Linked DNA regions of Mus musculus: regions 1, 2, 3 and 4 are each linked to region 5. A link is a loop called in an ENCODE intact Hi-C map of the cell type or tissue named here. Cell type or tissue: left cerebral cortex. All regions are shown on one strand. Region 1 overlaps Parvb (parvin, beta). Region 2 has its middle 21 kb from the start of Gm34095. Region 3 has its middle 13 kb from the start of Gm34201. Region 4 overlaps Parvb (parvin, beta). Region 5 overlaps Gm33830 (a long non-coding RNA gene).

What was found. Hi-C counts contacts between places; a loop is a spot of excess contacts. Peaks named below come from ENCODE experiments on the same cell type or tissue, not always from the same donor. Only the 100,000 strongest peaks of a DNase experiment are listed, where the experiment ranks them.
Region 1: a loop joins it to region 5, with 3.0 times the contacts of the local background. A loop is called at or near these places in 4 of 42 quality-filtered maps.
Region 2: it touches region 5 in a loop (2.3-fold over the local background); 2 of 42 quality-filtered maps call a loop at or near these places.
Region 3: it touches region 5 in a loop (2.7-fold over the local background); 9 of 42 quality-filtered maps call a loop at or near these places.
Region 4: it touches region 5 in a loop (3-fold over the local background); 6 of 42 quality-filtered maps call a loop at or near these places.

What each region holds. Positions count from the first base shown.
Region 1 is chr15:84,282,062-84,286,061 of GRCm38, forward strand. It overlaps Parvb (parvin, beta), which reads left to right. Exons shown (of 13, transcript NM_133167.3): 4 at 701-803. Among named protein-coding and RNA genes, the nearest start is that of Gm22890, 39 kb to the right of the region's middle. In left cerebral cortex, a CTCF peak has its summit at 2,159 (motif pointing right); a DNase peak (open chromatin) is centred at 2,183.
Region 2 is chr15:84,595,469-84,599,468 of GRCm38, forward strand. No RefSeq gene overlaps it. Among named protein-coding and RNA genes, the nearest start is that of Gm34095, 21 kb to the left of the region's middle. In left cerebral cortex, a CTCF peak has its summit at 1,764 (motif pointing left); DNase peaks (open chromatin) are centred at 172 and 1,730.
Region 3 is chr15:84,612,132-84,616,131 of GRCm38, forward strand. No RefSeq gene overlaps it. Among named protein-coding and RNA genes, the nearest start is that of Gm34201, 13 kb to the right of the region's middle. In left cerebral cortex, a CTCF peak has its summit at 2,311 (motif pointing left); DNase peaks (open chromatin) are centred at 1,964 and 2,308.
Region 4 is chr15:84,258,132-84,262,131 of GRCm38, forward strand. The region is part of intron 1 of Parvb (parvin, beta); the gene reads left to right. Among named protein-coding and RNA genes, the nearest start is that of Gm33723, 20 kb to the left of the region's middle. In left cerebral cortex, a CTCF peak has its summit at 2,371 (motif pointing right); a DNase peak (open chromatin) is centred at 2,408; H3K4me3 peaks cover 386 bases.
Region 5 is chr15:84,447,913-84,451,912 of GRCm38, forward strand. The region is part of intron 2 of Gm33830 (a long non-coding RNA gene); the gene reads left to right. It also overlaps a transcript of Shisal1 not described here. Among named protein-coding and RNA genes, the nearest start is that of Shisal1, 3.3 kb to the left of the region's middle. In left cerebral cortex, a CTCF peak has its summit at 1,538 (motif pointing right); a DNase peak (open chromatin) is centred at 2,856; H3K27ac peaks cover 712 bases.

The DNA of each region.
Region 1 (4,000 bases), 170 kb before region 5:
CCATCCCATGATACTTGCATATCATTATTGATCTGGCTCTTTGGGCTTCAGGTGTGTTTCCATGATCTTTCTCCAGACCTTTTCCTTATGGCTTCAAATCCTCCATCCTAGCTGATCTGACTCTTCCTCTCTTCCTCTCTCCTTCCTCTAATTGATGGACATCCCACCCTATTCTTAACTCTGCCCACCCACTGGGGTGATCAGCATTTATTGACAAGGCAGAGGATAAAAGATAAGGATTGTTTACACAAACTTGAGACAGGAGATGTTTGGTGTAAGCATTACAATGCTACGAAATGGGATCTGAGAGCAGAGAAATCAGCATTTGAATAACCCAAGGGTCAACTCAACCCAGTGTACAAGAATATGGCGCCTCCAAGCGCCCACTGCTCGAAGGTGCACCTGCGAGTTCTTCCGCTAGGAGATAGGTGTCATCCTCTCTACCCATGCTCTCTGCAGGTTCCCAGCCTACCCGGGTTCTGCCAGGCTCTGCTGGGGGCTGTTAGGAAGTCCTAGCTTCATGTATGGATCTAGTTCTCCACTCTTACCTTGGCCACGGACCAAGAGACACCTGTTGTCTTCCGTGGTCACCAGGCAGGTGTCTGGTAGCCCCTGTGCGTTTGGGCCGCTGCCCACCCGAGCCTGCTCTGACCCTGGCTTTATTTAGCAACTCTGTGACAATGCCTCTCACCTGCCCCAGGTACTTCTGGACTGGATCAACGATGTGCTGGCAGAGGAGCGCATCATTGTGAAGCAGCTGGAGGAGGACCTGTACGATGGCCAGGTGCTCCAGAAACTTCTGGGTGAGTGCCAGGACCCCGCCATGTAGCACCATCCTTCCTGCCCTGGGGCTCTTGGGAACAGACCCAGAGCTTGGCGTACACCTCCTGCTGGCCCCATCTGGGGTTTCATTGCTGTCCGTATCCATGGTTTCTTTGCTGGCCAGTGCATACCCAGCCTTGGGGCTGCAGCAGGTCATCTCGGATGCTCATGCAGTCATGGACCAAAGAAACAGCGTTCAGTGAGGATTCAGGCCCCTTATCTCATCTCTCAGGCCACCCGTGTTTCATCTAGTTATAAACACTGTTAGGATGGGGTGGGAGAGAGGGTTGATCTCCAACAAACCCATCTGAGAGGACATGTCCTTGTCCTGATTCAGAACATGTCATTGTCCTCATTCGTGCTTCCAGGCTTTATTGTCCCCCCAAGTTCTGGCTAAGGATGATTGAGTGTGTTCTCCAGAGAGATGGGTGGAAGGAAAGATGGTCAGGTGGACAGCCTCTCCATCAAATGATCCTGAGCCTCCCTGAACACTGGCTTCTAGGTCAGTGAGTCACGAAGCAGACATCGATCTACCCCGCCCTTCTGGAGCTGCAGTCTGTCTGAGCAGACAGTGACAGATGCTGTGGGTCTCAAGGGTAGTTAAAGGCCATACAGGTGCCATATGGCTAAAGTGGGTGGCCTTACAAAGCACTGGGGTCTGAGCCTCAGGGGGAAATGAGGGAAGAGTGGCTAGGAGAATGGAGAACAGAGTCGGTGGTGAGGGGTGGCAATGTTCACGATGCCTTACCCTGGGGCAGTGATTCATGCCTGTCATCCTACACCTGGGATGCTGAGGCAGGAGGATTGCTAGTTTAAGGCTAGCCTAGCCTACATATCAAAAGCCCCCCTCTCTCTCTCAAAAACAAAAACACCCACAATGGATGACAGTCTCAGGACCAGCTCTGATGGTGGCTGGCCCTGTTGTGAGCATGTCTTGTAGGCTATGCTGTCACCTCTGGCCACCTCGTTGCCAGAGGGAGGTGGTGAGGTATTGGCTCTCTGGCTTCCGAAGGCTTTTCTCTCAGCTGTTTGTCAGGTGCCTTGGGCACAAGTCGTGTTCGTTCAGGTCCTGTTTTTCCTTACCTTAGCAACCCAAGGGCGGGACCAGGGACTCAGCATCTCCAAATGCCTTTTTATCCAGGGCATTTTGCCCTGTTCTTTTCTGACTTCTTCCAACACCCCACCCCCACCCCCTTTTCTCTTCTGCCTCTTGGCTTGGGCATCTTGACCACTCTTCTAATTTTCTTTTTTTAAGCGTTTATTTGTTTTGATTTTATGTCATGAATGTTTTGCCTGCACGAGTGTCTACCACTTGCATGCAGTGTCTGTGGAGGCCACAAGAGGGCAACAGATCCCCTAGAACTGGAGTTTATGGCCGGTTGTGGGCTGTCTTGTGGATGCAGGGAATTAAACCCAGATCTCCTGAAAGGCAGCCAGTGCTCTTAACCACTGAGTCACCACTCCAGCCCTGAGGTGCTTTCCTTAGTGTTACCAAATACGCCTTTGTGCCAGGACTGGTGCAGAGTCCATCACTTTACATTGCCTAAAGTGCTAGGTTATCGGTGGTGATGGGGAAGGTCATGTCCTTAGACAAGGTGATGGCTGGCAAAAGAGGTGCTGAACATCTGGGTGGCCATGGTAACCCATCCGAGAAGCTTACGGTCCAGCAGAGTTCCTTGTACAACCTCAGAGGCAGAGGGTCTGTGGCCAGGCAAGCAGGATCCAGAGGCTGAGGCAGTTTTGTGAGCAGGGAAGGAGATTGGATCTAGAATTTGGCTGGGCTGGTAGACAAAGGGTTTCCTTCCAGTCTGTCACAAGAGCCACTAGGGGTTTGAACAAAGCCATACTATGACCTGTGTTTACAAAGGTCACTTAGGCTTTTGGGTGCAGAGTGGGTAGGATGGAGGGTTTGGGGTTGGAGCTGGGTGAGTGGTGTTAGCCGAGCCCCAGGCTTCAGAAATGGCCAGAGTGGAATACAGAGGTAGACTCAGGAATGGAGTGTGGAGGCCAGAGATATGGACGGGGCAGCTAGTGAATGGTGGGTGAGGATTTGGGTTGAGTCTAACTGTGTGGAGCCTGTTGCTGGGGCAGGAGTGCTCCCACCGGGGAGCAGCCACCTAGAGCTGGCATTTAGCACCATGGGACTAACCGTTCCCTGGAGTGGGGTTTCAAACTCCTCAGTGGGCTGAATACCAAATAGTCAAGAGTGAATGTGGATGTTTGGTTAAGAATACCAGACCTTAAATAAGGTTCTGTGGCTTAAAAATGAAGCTGATGAGATGCTGGAAGGGTGCTTGCCCTAAGCTGATGGCCTTTGATGCCTGAGACCTACGTGGAGCAAGCGGGGAACTGACTTCTGAAAGCTGTCCTTTGGCTTTTACATGCATGCTGTGGCACACATGCCTACAAAACACAGGCTCTCCCACACCTAATTAATTAGTTAATTTGGGGTGGGAGGTTGAGACAGGGTTTCTCTATGTAGCTCTGGCTGTCCTGGTACTTGCTCTCTACACCAGACTAGCCTCGAACTCAAAGATCCGCCTGCCTCTGCCTCCCAAGTGGTGGGATTAAAAGCGTGTGCCACCACTGCCCAGTTAATAATTTGATTTAAAGAATACGGCTGGACCATGAGGATGGTTTTGTAGACACCTAGGTTTTATCACGAAAACGTCAGAGCTCGGCTTTGCTCTACAGGCACTGGTGTGCTGGATACTGTGGTACACTCAGGCTTGGCTCTGTCTGCTGCCAGCTGCTTACCATATGTTCAGACGGAGCATCTGAGATGACTGACCCCCAGCTGAGGCTAAGGCTGCACACTGAGCTCTGAATGGTGTGCCACAAGGTCACAGTGGATGGGGCGGCTACCCTGGGTGGCCCACCTGCCTCCTTTCCAGGGCTTGGAGTGTGGCACCAACTTAACTTTTTTCTGACCCTTGGACATGGTGATTGGGATGGTGATGGCAAGGCATGCGTGTGCGTGCGTGTGTGTGTGTGTGTGTGTGTGAGTGAAGGTCAGAGGTCAGTGTCAGATATCTTCCTCAGTTGCTCTCCACCTTCTTTCTCGAGGCACAGTCTCTCACTGACCCTGAAGTTCACCAGTTAGGCAAGATTAACTGACCAGTGAGCTCTAGGGAGCCTCCTGTCTCCACCTCCGCAGGCACCCCCATCTGTGCCAAGA
Region 2 (4,000 bases), 150 kb after region 5:
AGTATCGGTTTTAGGGAGATCTACAGAGGAAATGTCCTCTGTAGCAGGTCTGAGAGAGTCAAGGCTGTACTTGGGAGTCGGTGAAGGCCATGTTCAATTGCCTCTGCCTAAAGCCTGACACTTGGTGCTTGCCAGGGAAAAAAGAGGTGTTTCTGGTAATAGAATCAAGATTCTGAGGCCAGTCAAGGCTGCTACAATGTTTCTAGTGTTGATTTCTCTAAGCCCCACACGTACATGTGTTAAAGAGCCAAGTCATTCTAGCATCTGTTTCTCTGTAACAGCAGATCTCACACACCCTCCCCACCCCTTCCCTCCCCCCAAACTACTTCAACTCTTTTATGTGACTATTTTGGCCTTTATCTTGGTGCATTAGTCAGCTTTCTATGATAGCAGCGAAATACATGAGATAATCAGCTTAACAAGAGGAAAGGTTTCTTTGGCACAATGACCCATTTACCCTATTGCTTTGGCCTGTGATTAGATGGCACATCACCAAGGGACACATGGAGGAGCAAAGCCAAGAAATAGGAGGGACCTCACCCTCTCCTGTAGGACACACCCCCTCAAATCTCCCATTAGACTCCACCTTCCCAAGTCTCACCACTTCCCAGCAGGGCCTAATTGGGATATAAGTGTCTTAAGCACATTGGCCTTTGGGGGACATTACAGATCCAACTGGTACTGTCTCAGTAGTATGTGTATTTTGTTAAGTTGTGGGGTTTGCACACAACGGTGTCTCCCTTGACATCCACTATAGATGTAAGGCCCCCTCTAAATCACCACCAGACCCTCTTGTACCCTGCCATCTGCCCAGCATCCTGCCATAGTCCATACAAACTCCTAACAGAATCAGAAATGGCCATGTGACTGTGCAGACTAGCGGCAGAAGCGGTGCATAGTGCTCTCCCCTCCTCACATTCTTCTCCAAAAGAGGCTTCACCTGGGGCATTGTATTCTCATACAAGTTTTAAACCCTCTCCCCCAACTCCTGGCATTCACCTGCCTCAGACACTTTCTCTCCTGTGGCTCTCTCTTGACCCCTGGCACTCACATCTGGGCTATTGGCCAGCCTTACCATCCCATCAGGCATCCTAAAACTCCCCCTGCGGTAGAGTTTCTGTACCCTGAAAATTCCTGTAACTTTCTCGTCCCTATTTTTTTTCCTAATGTATGAGGCAAGATCTCATATAGCCCAGGCTGGTCCCCAAGCTCCCTGTGTAGCCAAGGATGACTTTGAACCTGTGACCTTTCTGTATCTAGCTCCTGAGAGCTGGGATTACAGGTGTGTATCACCACATTTGGTTTAGTTGGTGCTGGGGATCGAACCCCAGGACCTCACGTATGCTTGGCAGTCATTCTACCTATTGAGCCACATTCTTAGCTCTTCTCAGTGATTTATGGGGGTGTGTGTGAGGGAGGAAGGGAGGGAGAGAGAGAGAGAGAGAGAGAGAGAGAGAGAGAGAGATCCAAACACTTGCACGTGGAGGTGGCAGGACAACTTGGGTGTTTGTTGCTCCTTGGGTGCTTTCCACGTTTTCTTTGAGACAGAGTCTCATTGGCCTAGAACTTTGCCAAGGTGGGGCCAAGCTAGCCAGCCAGAGAGCATCCAGGAAACTGCCTGCCTCCACCCCCCACCTTTGTCTGGTTCATGGTTACAGCCATCAAACTTGGGTTCTGACTCTTACAAAGCAAATACTTTACTAACAGAGGCACCTCCCCAGGCCTCCTATTCCTAGTCTTCAGAGTGCTCCCCCATGTGGTCACACATCAAAGCCTTAGCCCCAAACTATTTGGGAATGTTCTGGAAATGTTAGAAAATGAGGCCTTGCTAGAGGAAGGTTTCTGGAGGTGTGTCCTTGAGTGCTGTATCATATCCCTGGCTCTTCCTCACTCCCCTGAGTCTCAGCTACCATGATGGGAGAATGAAGCTTGACTCTGCCACACACTCCTGCCATGAGTCTCTGCCTCACTCCATCTCACAACAATGGAGCAGCCCACCATGGTCTGAGCCCTCAGAGACTCTGAGCTGAAACAAATCCTTCTCCTATCAAATTGGTTCTCTTGGGCATCTGTCATAGTGGGAAAAGTCTATACACCACACAGTGAAAAACACCCACATGACATGGACCACTCTATGTGGTATCTTGGTCACACTCATACTTGGATAACAGCTGGCACAGGTCTACTGTTTAGCATCTGGTCCAGGAAGGGGGGTGTGAGGAGTGCTCTGGGATGAGGGTACTCCTGGGATTTAGACAGTGCACAGTCATGGGAGGAGCCAAAAATAGGTGTAGAGCAAACCCACAGAAGTAGTGCACATCTGGCCACCATAGTGGGAGCACCAAGGTGGGAGCACCAAAGTAGAAGCATCAAGGCAGGTGCATCTAGATGGGAGCACCAAAGTGGGAGCACTAAGGGGCAGTTGCAGAGTGCACAAGAATCTGCCACCTTGTCACATGGCCAGGCTACTATTGGGAACAGGGTCAGTGGCCAAACATGAGCATGGAATATGGCAGGGCAACACTGGACTCCACTGAGCCCCTGGCATGGGTCCATCACCCCATCATGTCACCTAGAGCTTGGCCTTTGCCAGCCAGCATCCCATAAGTTGTCAGCCTGGCAGCCAGGCTCCCTGAGGTCACCCAGAACAGAGATCTGAGCTGGATGATCGCCATTGGTATAAGAGGGGCAGAGTTTAATACTCAGGTGTTCCCCAGCTTCCAGTGTTGTTTCTGCTAAGTCCAGAGGCCTGCACTTTCCCCTCCCTTGAGAGTAAATCCTGGCTAGCAAACCATTTGGTTTGACATGGACTCCCTTCCTTAGCTGTCAGGAAAGTTGTCATCACGGCCTGCAAGCCTCTTGACGGTCCCTGGCTTTCAACACTGCTGGCTGAATGTCCATTTTCTCCAGCCTGCCCTGTGTGCTCTCACTTACCCACCCGTGGGCTCCCAAAATGTTTTCACTCTGGCTCCCTCCCCTTTGCTGGTCTACCTTGAGGCTAAAGCCTCCCCAGTAGTAGCGGTGGGGGGTTGAATGAGAAATGTCCACCTCCTGCTGGTTCAGGTGTCCAACAGTTGGTCCCCAGCTAATGGTTCTGTTTGCAGAGATTATGGAACTTTAGATACAGCCTTCCTGGAGGAAGTGGGGGTGGGCTTTGAGTGTATTGGTTACTTTTCTGTTGCTATGATAAAACCCGGTGACCAAAAGCAATTGGTGACTGGTCCCAATGTCAGGGAAGCATACAAGGTAGCAAGTAGGCAGAGCAGGAAGCTGAGAAGTCACAGCTCAGCTGCGCACACACAGGGAGCAGAGAGAAAGGACTGGAAGGGGCAGGGCAATGTATTATCACACCTCTTTATTTTTGTATGTTTGTCTGAGACAAGGTCTAAATCTATAATCTAGTAAAAACCCTTTATAAGAAGTTTCAGCACAACACTCAGGACAGCCCCAACCATGCCCTACCCCCAAGGTCCATTTCTTCCTGTGTCTCCGCTTCCCACTTGACAATGAAAGACAATTCAGCCTCATTGAGTACCAGTACTACAGCGATGGTACTACTACCTGAAGTAGGGTAAGCCTTGGTAACAGGCTGCCTTCCACCTCAATGACAGTACAAGCAGAGGTCACTGGTGTGTGACATAGCCACATGACAGAAACCATGAGAGGAACCTCAATGTCTCAGTGCCACAGAGACCAGAGACTTAAGAAAATTGCTAAGACAGAAATTGCTACCCACAGAAGGCCTCCAAATTCATGAGTCTTCTGCCTCAGCCTATTGAATCCTGAGCTTACAAGCCTGTCCCATCATACCTTAGAAAGTTGCAACAGAGACATGACTCCAGAGAGGATGACTTGGACCTGTAAGAATCGGACAGACTTCCAGGACCAGCCCAGGCCCCTTGTCTTCTGTAGGAGCTGTCTTCTTGTCTTCAAGCCTTCCTTGAAGCCAGGTCCCTGACAGATGACATCCAGGTAACACCGTGGAAAAGAATGGCCCCTT
Region 3 (4,000 bases), 160 kb after region 5:
GGTAAACTGTGGGGACACTGAATCCTTGGCAACTGCATCAGAGTCATCAAGTGGGGCCACCAGAGCCCCACTCCTGCCCCATCTCAGAAAGTGGGACTCCAGTTCTTGGCTCATACCTGAGCTATCCTGGATCCTCCCTTTATTTATGTCCTGAGCCCCTTGGAGCTACTTTTGGGTCTGCTTCAGAAGGCAGCCGCTTGTCACCAGCTAACAGTCCCGAGTCTGTCCCATCCTTGGTCCTGGGTGTCCTTGAAGCTCTAGATCCAGAGGGCTCCTGGCTTCACACAGAATAAAAGCCAAAGACTACATAGGGTGGAGGCTCTGTGCAGCCTGCTCCTCAGGCCCTGGATAGCTACTCAGGGCCTTGCCTCTCCCTGCCAAGAGTGGGTGATAAAGAAGCCAGAACCAGTAGCACATTGTAGACCCTAGAGGAGCCAGCCTTTCCCTGAGCAAAATGTATGTGCCATGCTGGGATTCCAATAGTAAGGGTGTCTCCACACCTGGGTAACAAGGGGCACAAAGTGGAATGGGCAGGGCCAGGAAGTCTCATCTTGGGGGTTGGAAGCAATCATAAGGCTGTGTTTCTCTGTCCTCTGCCAGGATCATCTGATGGCGCTCACATTTATCAGGCCTGCAGTTAGCAGGGTAAATGAGGCTGCCGGCTCCTGACAAACATGGGGACAAGCGCAGGCTGGGTGGCACCGTGCAGCTTCAGTGCACCAGTAATTGCTCCTTCCTGGAAGCTGAAGAAGTGGAAGTCAGGAGGGGACCCCCCTGCCTGGGGTGCGGTGGGGAGGGGGAGAAGCCTGGGAGGCAGGTGGGAACCTGGGGAGGAGGGAGGGAGGGCTGGGAGATCCACCATCCATCCTGCTAGAAATACTGCCTAGAGAGCCTCTAGAGATCAGTGGGGGATGCCCAAGCCTCTGGCTCACAGAGTGACACCCGTGACTTTAATGAATCAGCAGCTGACACAGCATCTGCTAATGGCCATCCCTCCCCACTCCCTTCCCTGCCCATCCTTGAGGATCCTGGATGGGAAGGGCCCAGGATAAGGGCTTTGGAGCAGGCTCCTCCTCTTCGGGTTCTGACCAATAAGTGGCATCCCTGAATGCCCTAGGGACAAGAGGATCCTCTGAAGGAACAGCCTAGGAGGGTGGTCAGGGTAGGGGGGAGGTCCTGCCTCTACCAGGCTCATTTCTCTGCTAAGGCTGGGCACTTAGAAGGAGACCTATCCAAGGAGGGAGTATGCTGTATGGGGCAATAACCAGATGTGCCCTCCAGGCTCACCCCCAAGCAGGGTGCATATCAGAGGAGCCTCTCAGGAAGGTAGCAGCTGAAGGAAAAGGTAGGGACATGCATGTGGGCAAGAGGCTAAAGCCCTCCAGAAAGGAAGACCCCACAATGTGCTCCTATGCTCACCAGAGCAGCCCCTATCACAGACAAGGGCAGCTGAGAAAAGAACAGAATTTACAGGCAATCACAAAGCCCAGGCTCCCGAGAGTGAAGGAGAGACTGCCTCCTCACCTCTTCCTGTCCCCTTCTCCCCTAAGCCCAGGCCTCTTGCCCTATGTGTCCATGTGCACCGGATTGCCAGTACTCTGACCCTCAGCAGTTGGCACACAGCCCGCTCCAGACATGAAGGCAGCAAGCTGGGACCTTTTTCCAAAGTGAGTCACGAGTTGCCAAGAAGCTAGTAGAGGGAGAATATAGAGGCTGTTACCGGAAGCCAAGGGAGCATAACCCTGATGTGAGACCTGGGTCTCCGACCGCTCTTGGCCTCAGTTTCTCTACCTGTAGGATGGGATAATTACAAAATGAATTCTCGGGTGCCGGGAGGCTCCATGAGTCAATGTCTGAGACTCAAATTAAGAAAAGCCAGGTGCTGGGCAGATGTGGGGATCTGAGGAGATTGGGATGTTGCCATGGTGACAGGAGCTCCGCGTTTAGTGGTAAACATCTCCAACCCTCAGAAGCAGCCTCTTCACTATCTTCTGACATCTTGAAGAGAGGCACAGCCAGGGTGCAGCCACAAGTGACACTCTGGCCCAATGGGCTGTCCAGGAGCAGCCCAGTCCCTGCACAGAGACTCCAAGCGTGCAGGTAGAGACAGCACAGCAGTCGGCAACAGGGCAGGGCAGGACAGCAATGGACAGCTGGGATGGCACCATGCTCCCTGTGGCCCAATGCACTTGACTTTAGTAACCACGGAACAAGCAAGGGCTTTGCAAAGCTGCCCCACCTGTCAACTACACCAGATCCTGGCAAATGGACCTCATAGGCCTGTCCACATCGGTGCAAGGCTGCCCCCTACAGGTACGACTGGAGATTGCAGGGCAGATTGAAGCGCTACAGAGTCAGATGTAGATCTCTACACTCAGGACCAGTGCCTTCTGTAGGCACTGGTGTCTTGGCACTGAAGGTCCTGCCTGGCCCGTGTGTGGGAGGCACAGATGCCAGTGAGAAGCACAAATACAGCATAATCAGCAGGCAAAACTTTGAGGACAGCCAAAGCTAACCCCCCAGAGTAGAGAAGTCTTTCTGCCACCACCCCACAGAACCCCATGGTGAGGAAAAGAGGGAGAGAAGGGAGGAGAGAAGGGAGGACAGAAGATGGGAGGAAGGTAAGAAAAGAGAGAGGGAAGAAGGGAGGACTACTGGGGGTGCCTGGGGAGTTTCCCCTTGACTTCAGCCTGGAGAGACGTATGATGTGAACTCTCAGAAGTTTCGGGGAGACACAGCAGATGTAAAGGCCTCAGAGTGGCCCTCTGCCTGCCTGCTGGGATCAGCAAGATCTGGAGTGGAGCCATGATATTAAAGTTTCTCCCCAGGGAGAGACATAAGCAATGGCTTCCCCTTCTCCTAAGGCCCCAATGGTAAACTGAGGCGCAATTCCACCAAGGTTCTCTCTGGGGAGCCAATAAGTTGGCCTTCCTTACACAACACAGGTGAGGGGTTACATGCAGGGGTGTGGGCATTGCTACCCCCAACAGATAGCACCTAGACAGCCCTTACCCAACAGCTTTCCCTTAGATGCATAGATGGAGCCCTCTCCCCTAGTCTTCCTTGGTCCCTCTAGCCCTTCCCTGTTGTCACATGCAATTAAGGCAGAGTCACAAACAGCAGGTGATAGTCTGGATACTCAGGTGAGGGTCTTATAACTTTCCACCCCTCCATAGTGGCTGCAAACCGTCAGCAAGCCTTTCTGGGATCAGCCTTTTGCAGCAGAACTCCCCAAGATAACAGTCGCTTGGCTCAGAGGGCCAGTCACTCACAACGAGCCATCAGAAGAAGAGGTCAAGAGCCAGAGGTAAAACTGTGCCGGGCCAAGGTGCACATGCTGGAATAGCTGGAGAATGAGTGTCACAGGTCTGCCTCCTGCGGCGGTCTGCAGTGGCTGTGAGGGGAGAGATCATAGGAGACTACATCTGAAACGCAGACAGCGAGGAAGCGATTGTCCACACCAGGGGAGGCCCTACAGAAGCTGGACAGCAAGCAAGTCAGAGTTCTCTGAAGCTCTTTTCCCAGCTCTGGGCCACGGTGCGGACACCAACCGGGGAAGGAGGCCCCTGCAAGCCAAACTAGCAATCCCACTGGAAATATCAGAAGCTTCAAACCCTGGAGCAATCTCTCAGACACAAACACACCTGGAGTATCTGTGACCCAGCAGGGCAGGGAGAGCATAGAGCCCCTCCAGGACACATTCGCCTTTGATTGGAATTTCTGCACCAGCTTCCCCTCCGGCCCTGCCAAGTTAGAATGGGGGCAGGACTTCCGCGCAGTAAGGTCTCAGGGAAGCTGAAGGAGAGGATCTGGCCAGCACAGGGGTGTTCAGGTGCTCTCTATCCCTACTGTATCCTGTCCATCCCAGAGCTTGTAACAGCACAGGAACACAAACAGATAGGCAAACAGACAGACAGACAGACCCGGAGGCTCAGGTCAAACCCTCGAGCTAGGTACACGGGAGCCCCCTGAGACTAACTCCAGGAGAGTTGATGGACAG
Region 4 (4,000 bases), 190 kb before region 5:
TACTCAGCTCTTACTTGTTAGGATGTGTGTGTGTGAGTGTATGGGTGTATGTGTGCGTGCGCGTGCAAAGGGACTTCAGAACTGACTTGGCTGAAATGAGGGTCAGCACTTCCCTGCCTTCCCTGGGCACATCCCTGCTCCCTGTCAAGTGGCCACACTCTTCCAGCCTGCTGCAGTCAATAACGCAGAGGAAGTGGGTGGCAGGCTTGGATAGAGAGGTCTGCTTCCTGCTCCATGGAGCTGTCCCTGAAGTCTCTGGCCTCTCCCACAGCATCTCTCTGGACTGGGGACTTACTTCCAGCTGGATGCTGAATGGGACCAGATGAAGAAAGAGGAGAATGAAGATGGGCTAGCTTTCTCATGGGGACGACGGAGGAGCAGTACTTCCTGTCCCTGGTTTATAACACCCCTGCAGGCCACAGGCCCTTACATCGAAGGATATGTTTGCCAGGTTGTTCATAAGTACCCCACATGGCAGAAACAAAAGGATGGAATCTCATCTTCCTGGCAGGCCAGCCACCTTCAAAACACGGCTCCGGGGCCACCTCCTCCAGGGTCTCACAGAAGCTAGTGGCTTGTGTGTGGATTTGAAAATGTCCACAGTTCTCAAGAACTTGTTACCCGGGGAATGGAGCAGAGGAGAGAATATGCTTGCCCTGTTGGTCAGGGGCCAAGGAGGTGGCCTTGGGGACAAAGCAGAGAAGACAAAGCTTCAGGAGGAGGGCGGCTTATGGGGCTCAGCTGTGGCTGCAAAGGGCAAGCAATTAGCACACCTCCGACTGCTCCTGTGAAAACTATTAAATGGCCAGGCAGTGTGGAAAGCTGGAGGTAGCCTGGTCCCCAACTGCCTTCAGGCCAAGGCTGCTGGGTAAACCTTCGGAGAGGCTAGCTCAGGGGAGGTGGCTTCAGGTGCTGCGGGTGGCCGTCCTGTGGTGTCTGCCCATAAAAGCCAATGCCTGTTGGGAAATCTGTTTTCTAGAAGACCCCCCACCCTGACCTCTGTGTCAAGGACCAGTGGCTGCCTTGCTGTGTGGATCAGGGAGGGGCGGTGCTCTCTACAGTGAGGTCAAACAGCTCTTCCTTTCTGTCTAAAGTTCTGCTGCTGAGTGACCCAGGCTTGTCTCTTTCAACAGCTCTTGAAAGGCCAGTGGGAGAGTCTATCTGGATGTGCAAGGCTTCTGGTAGCCACCCTCCTTGTTTGTTTTTTTCCTTTCTGTCTTTTTGAGACAGGGTCTCTCTATGTAGCCCTGGCTGTCTTGGAATTCGCTGTGTAGACCAGGCTGGCCTTGAACTTACAGAGATCTGCCTGCCTTCGGAGTGCTGGGATCAAAGCAACGTGCCCCCCATGCCCTTGTTTGTTTCTGTAGGACTGTGGCAATGAGGCACCAGAACCTCATTAGTTAGAACGGGAGTCTGTGTGTTGCCTTACAGCCCTGAACGTCATCAGTCAGGATCAGGGCTGGGCTTTCCAGCCTTCTGGAGGCTTCGATGAGTTTTCATCTCTGACCTCTTCCAGTTCTGAAAGGACCCGTGCTGTCCCCGCCATCCCCCCAGCCATCAGCACACTGCATCTCCCAGTCTGTCTCTGTTCCAGGCTTCTCTTCCTGCCTGGAGACCCCATGGGGTTGCTTGTACTACCCAAGCTAACTTCAGTATACATTCATTTTTTTCATCACAGAAGGGGAAGCACCATGCAACCATAAAAGATGTAGGAGAAAGAGGTCCAGGGAGTTACAGCGAGAATCCCCAGGCAGGAATGATGGCAGATGCCTGTAATCCCACTCAGCAATTGGACCAATGAGGCAGGAGAAGGCCTGTGAGTCTGAGGCTAGCCTGGGCTACGTATCAAGATTGTTCTCCAAAGACCAAAATAGGGAAAATAACTGCAAATAAATGATTGATTAAAGCTGCAGATTGCTGGCCCAGTTGCTCCTGAACTCACTGAGGATTAGCCAGCTGTTCTCTGAGCAGTTTGCTCTCTGCCTGATGCCCTGAGGAGCCAGGAGACAAGCAGGTGACACGCCTGCCCTTTACAGAAGTGATGGCAGCTAAACCTTTGGCGCAGATGTGCCAAACTGTGACAATGCCTCGAAGAAAGGAGCTGTCAAGGGAGGCCAATGTGTTGGGGAAGTGCGTGGGATCCGTGGGTTCCAAGAGTGTCAGGGGCAGGGAGCGTGTCTACATAGGCTCTTAGCCCTGGCTCCTCATCTGCCAAGCTTGCAGAGTCCAGTGCTAGTGTTCTGAGCACCCCTCCCCCCGTCCCCGCCCCCCAACCCAGGTCTTTGCTTTTTATCTCAGCCAAAGAAGATTAAACTGGACCTGCCTCCCGAACGAAGTCTCGTCAGACAGCCATAGTACAGATGACCACTAGAGGGCGCCATGTACATAGCGTTCCTGCTCTCAGCCCAGTTTGGGGGCGGGGGGAGTGGTTCTCCCCGTGGCAGGTGTACAGTAGAGCTCTTTTGTTGTTGTTGTTAATGGCTTAATGATTTAATCTTCTTATTTTCTCAGCAGAACCGCTTTGGACTTCTGGGTATGTGGGAACATTACCGATCAGATTAATTACCGCTGGTTCCACAGCTGGGAAGCGGGCCTCGCCGGCTCCGCTGAGGAGTGACTCTCCTGCTGCCATTTCTGCTCTCATTCCTGTTCTACACAGTGCATTTCTCTATCTGTATTGAGCTTGACCAGGCTTGTTCTGCCGCTTCGAGCGACCAGCAGATTTCATTCCCAGTCTGCCTTGGTGAGCAAGCAACCTGTATAGCTTTCTCAGAGGGATGGCACGATGTGTGTTCACCACCGGCAGGGAAATCTGCATTTTGCTCTTTTGCTGTTTATTTGTTTGTTTGTATTTGGGGTGTTGCACGCTCTTCTCTCTCCGAATTCTTCTGCACCTCCCCCCAACCATGATTAAAATCACTTGTCGAAAGGCAGTGGAATTGATTGAAAGGAAGTGGGATCAAAAGCAACCCTTCCTAAGTTGGGGACTCCAAGGCTTGCGGCAAAAGGCCTGCTGTGTGGCCTGGGGTTAAGAGTCATTGATCATCAGCACCTGAGCTGAGGGTCTGAGCCAAGAGAACAGATGATGATCAGGGGAGCCCTTCTGTGCGGGGCTGGGGTGTAGGGTGCAGCTTCAAAAGCAGGGAATCAAGTCATAGGGCTGAAGTCCTCTAGACTAGCCAGTATGCTGTGTGACTCTGCAGTGGTGACACTGGCTGGACATGGTGTCACATACTGTAGTCCCAGCACTTTGGGAGGCCCGAGGCAGGAGGATTGAGAGTTCCAGGACAGCCTGAGCCACCGGGCTGGCTAGTTTTATGACAACTTGACACAAGCTATAGTCATCTGGGAGGAGGGAACCTCAATTGGAAAAAGGTCTCCATAAGGTTGGGCTGTGGGCAAGCCTATTAGAGCATTTTCTTAATTAGTGATTGATGGGGGAGGGCAGTGATTAGTGATTGTGGGCAGGGCCATCCCCAGGCTGGTGGTCCTGGGTTCTATAAGAAAGCAGGTTGAGCAAGGCAGGGGAAGCAAGCCAGTAAGCAGCACCTCTCCATGGCCTCTGCATCAGCTCCTGCCTCCAGGTTCCTGTCCTGCCTGAGTTCCTGTCCTGACTTCCTTCAGTGAGGGACTATGATCTGGAGGCATAAACCAAACCAGCCCTTTCGCCATAGCAATAGTAACCTTAACTAAGACAGTGTCCAAAAGGAAGGACTAGGGACGTAATTCAATGGCAGAGCATTTGCCTAGTGTGTGTGAGTCCCTGGGTTTGACCCTAGCGGCAACCTGGGGTACCTGAAGTTGAGGTTCCAGCAGTCTCTGACCTTCCCCAGTGGCCTGTGCTGTTTGCTGGCCCTCACTGCTCCATAGCTGTGGTCCACACTTCCTTTCCCCCTGGACTGGGCCTGCATTTTCAGCTTTACCACAGCCCTTTGAGCTTAGATGGCCCTGAGCCTCCCATAGGCACTGTGCTGGTTTGAGTCTGACACCTGCTCTTTGC
Region 5 (4,000 bases):
ACCCAAGCCTGTGCAGGTAAGGGGTTCTGGTTCCCACATCACAGCATCCAGGCTCTGGTTCCCTTCATGGACATAGCCTGGGCTAACCTACTGGGCCCACCTGAGACTGGGGATGCCCATGGGAACTACTTCAGCCAATGGCCAGGGCACCAAAGCTGCCAAGATAGGTAAGGCCAGGCTCTGGAGAGGGCCAGAGGGTAGGCAGAGCCTGCTTGGTAATTGGGGGAGGGCAAGAAGTGTGTGTGTGTGTGTGTGTGTGTGTGTGTGTGTGTGTGTGTGGTGTGATTCCTCAGCACTCAGGGTCATGGACACAAACCAAAGCAGTTCTGTGTTCCTTCTTGCTGATGCAAACCTTCCAAAGAGGAAGTTGAGGAAGACCCTACTTCAGCTGAGGTCAAAGACAGAGACAGGGTGCTCCTCTGAGTCCTCTGTCTCACGCCATGTCAGTGTGGGGGACCACACAAATCGAAGCAACTTCAGGTCTTGGTAGGAGCAGGGTTAGGTGAGCTGGGTTCTCTGGCTCCCATTGAGACCCTGGTCCCAAGATCTCTGCAGTGAAGGCCAGTCCAGAGACACTCTAGTGTGGACAGCAAGGAAGCAGGTCAGGCTGGGAGAAGTGGGGTGTAGTGTGGGATACCCTGTGTGACATCTGATACGTGTGTGTTAGGCATGGGTATTGTGCAGTAGATGTTGTGTGTGTTGTGTCTGTGTTATATGCTATGCGTGTGTCTCATCTGTATATGTGTTGTATGGCATGGTCTGGAGTGTTTGCATGTGTTAGGTGTCATGGGACATGTGTATGGTGTGTGTGGTGTGTGCAGGGAGCCGAATGTAGCCTGCTTTGTATGTGTGTGTGCTGTGGCTGTGGGTAGCATGTTTTCTGTGTGTACATGGGTGGTGTGAATTGGATGAATGTCATGGTGTAGATCACGGTATCTGGGGGGATGCATCAACAGATATTCAGACACAAAGGGTGTATGGGATGTATGGATGTCTCACTTTGCCTGGCATTCCCACGTGGCCTCCATGCATGGCGTGTCTGTGTGCATCCCCACACGTGAGGAAGGCTGTCTTGGCGAGAGGGATCTGTGTATGGTGGCTTCTGGGAGGAGTTCCCTCCATCCCTCCAACACTGATGCTAAGCAGTCTCATGTTGTAATGAGTGTGTGCACCTGAGGACATGGTGGCTAGTGACCACTGATGCCCTGCCTCTGGCCAGCCCAATTCCGCAGGACACAGCCCAAGCCCCTGTCTCCTCCCTTGACTACTTCCTCTGCAGGCAGCCTGTGCCACCCACACTGAGGCCAGCATGGGCACATAAGGTCCCTCATACCTCCCTACACATGTACTTTCTCCACAATTACAGGGCCCGATTCTGCTTGCATCCCATTGCCCAGGTATCCCTCCTCTAAGGTACAAAATTCTTTAGCATCAGTTTCCTCATTTGTAAAGTAGGATGACCACCAGGACCAGCAAGAAGATCAATGGCAGACCGTATCATTAGGCCAACAAGCAAGTGCTGGTTTAGTGGGTCCTTGGTCCTGCCAATGCCTTCTTGTCCTCTAGGGGGAAGGAGGTCCTATCATTTGTGTAGCCCCACTCCATTTCCCTTCTTCTTGCCACTGCATCCCAGTGCCCTGTGGTTGTTTTAACAATGACCACGCTAGGAAGCCTATTCCACTCCCCACAGTTCTGAAGTTATATTTCCCTGGATCAAGGTGTGTCTGAGGCCATATTTCCCTGAGGGCTCAATGAGACGGCCCTTGCTACAGCTTCAGTCCAGCTGACCCCAGTATCCTTCAGTGGTGGCTATACTGCTGCAGCTGTATTGCTGTACCAGGGGCCACCCCAACTATCCCTGTTAACTCCCATCTCAGTACCTTAAACTTCAATGCCACTCCAAGATATTTCCTCTCTCTCTCTCTCTCCCTCTCTCTCTCTCTCTCTCCCTCCCTCCCTCCTTCTCTCTCTTTCTTTCTTTCTTTCTTTCTTTCTTTCTTTCTTTCTTTCTTTCTTTCTTTCTTTCTTTCTTATTACTTATGATAGGATCTTAAGTAGCCCTGGTTGGCTCAGACTCCCGAAAATGACCTTGAATTTTCCCGATCCTCCTGCCTCTATTCCCTAAGAGCTAGGATTATAGGCATGCACCACCATGCACAGTTTATGTGTTGGTGGGGACAGAATCTAAATATGTATGTTGGGCACACACTCTTCTAATTGAGCCACACTCCAGCCTCCCTTTCCCCCCTTTTAAATGACATTCTACTTGTTTATTTTGTATGTGCATACGTCTATGTGCACACATACCTGAATGCCATGGTGGACATGTGGAGGTCAGAAGACAACTTTCAGGAATCAGTTCTCTCCTACCACTCACTATATGGGTCCCAGGGAATAAACTCGGGTCTGTCTGGCTTGGCAGGAAGGCCTTTACCCACTGAGCAATCTTGCCAGCCCTCGAGGGACCCACCCCAAGCTCAGGAATGGGGCTGAAATGCCAAGGGGGGAAGGAGAGTGTTTCTCAGCTTCCTTCTCCCTTGCATATGCAGAGAGAGAGACAGGCTGCCAGAGCAGGGAGGACCAAGTGAAGCAGGCAGCTCGGGGTCACGCGTAGAGCCCCTCCCCCACCCAGAGTCGAGCTGGGAGGTGGGCTGGGTTCCTTCACAGCTGACCAAGCAGCTGCTCTCACCCCATCACGGCAGCACCTGCAGTGGGGAGCCCTGCTCTGCACCCCAGCACCACCCTCATCCTCCGGCCTTATTTACTACATCTCTGCCTTCGGGAGGCCTGCTCCCCCGCAAAAGCAACTGCTCACCGGGCAGGCGAGCGAGCGGCAGGCGGGCCGGCCTGGCGATGACTCATGCTCTCTCCGCGGAGTGCAGCCTTTTCAAAGGGCTGGCTGGGGAGGAAGCTAAATTTAAAGCCAGGCTTCCCGAGAAGATCACCTGCCACGTCAAAATCGCTGCCATTTAATTAGAAGTTGGGGGCATAAGGCTTCCACCCTGCTCTCTCTGGAATCCTCCTGGGGAAGGCTGAGGGGGAGGCAAAGCCCCAGGGGGCAAGAGCCAGCTGGCTCCCCAGCTGTGACACGTCCCTTTGTTCCTTCCCCCAGACTTCCTTCAGGGAGTGGTCCCCACCTTCCAGGGACCATCAGTCTCTTCCTTCCTCCTCTTCAAGGGTTCTAACCCTGGGCATGTAGAACAGGGCTCAAGAGGTCTAGAGGTCCCTGTTCCCCCAAGAAAGGATAAGGCTGTATCAGGCCTCAGCTCTGTCCTCAGACAAATGCTGGACCAGGGGACTTTCCATGGGACTTTCTGATCTTTTCATGGAGGGGGTAGGGGCACCTGTTGCCTTGTTTATCCACAGAGAGTGAGAGATCTTTGCTGGAACAAGTACTTGGAGGAGCCCTGGAAGGCTTCCTGGTGGAAGGTAGAGACTCTGAGGTGAAAGCTACCCAGATAAAGCCTATTGACCTTCCACTTTGGACAGCTAACTGCATGTTTGTTTCCCAGTCTCTTCTGGAGCCACGCAGATCACAGCACAGCCCTGGCTTCTCTGTGCTGTAGGAACAGAGCTGCCAAAGTCAGGCTGCCCAGAGACTTGGGAAGCCACGTAGAGCATCAGCTCTCCACTGATGCTTCGGGGGGGGGGGTGGTCGGGGTTGGGGTCGTCGGGGGTGGGAGGAGGCACACATTCCCTCACTTCGCTTATCCGGGGGTGGGGGGAACACGCAACTGGCTGACCGGGTCAGGTACACAGAAATGAGCAAGCTACAGATGCCACAGCCATCTTGGGGACTTGGGAGCTCAGACTTAGAGAACTGACCTGGGGATCCAGAAAGCTTCCCAATCCACAGGCCCTAAAGAATGGTCAAAGACCTGGCTGCCTATACCAGGACTAAACGAAGATGCCCAGTTCTCTGTTCTCTCCTCTCCTGCTCCCTTCTGACTGCAGCTGTGACAACCATGCTAGCCCTGAAGGAGGTGAGGCAGGACAGCTC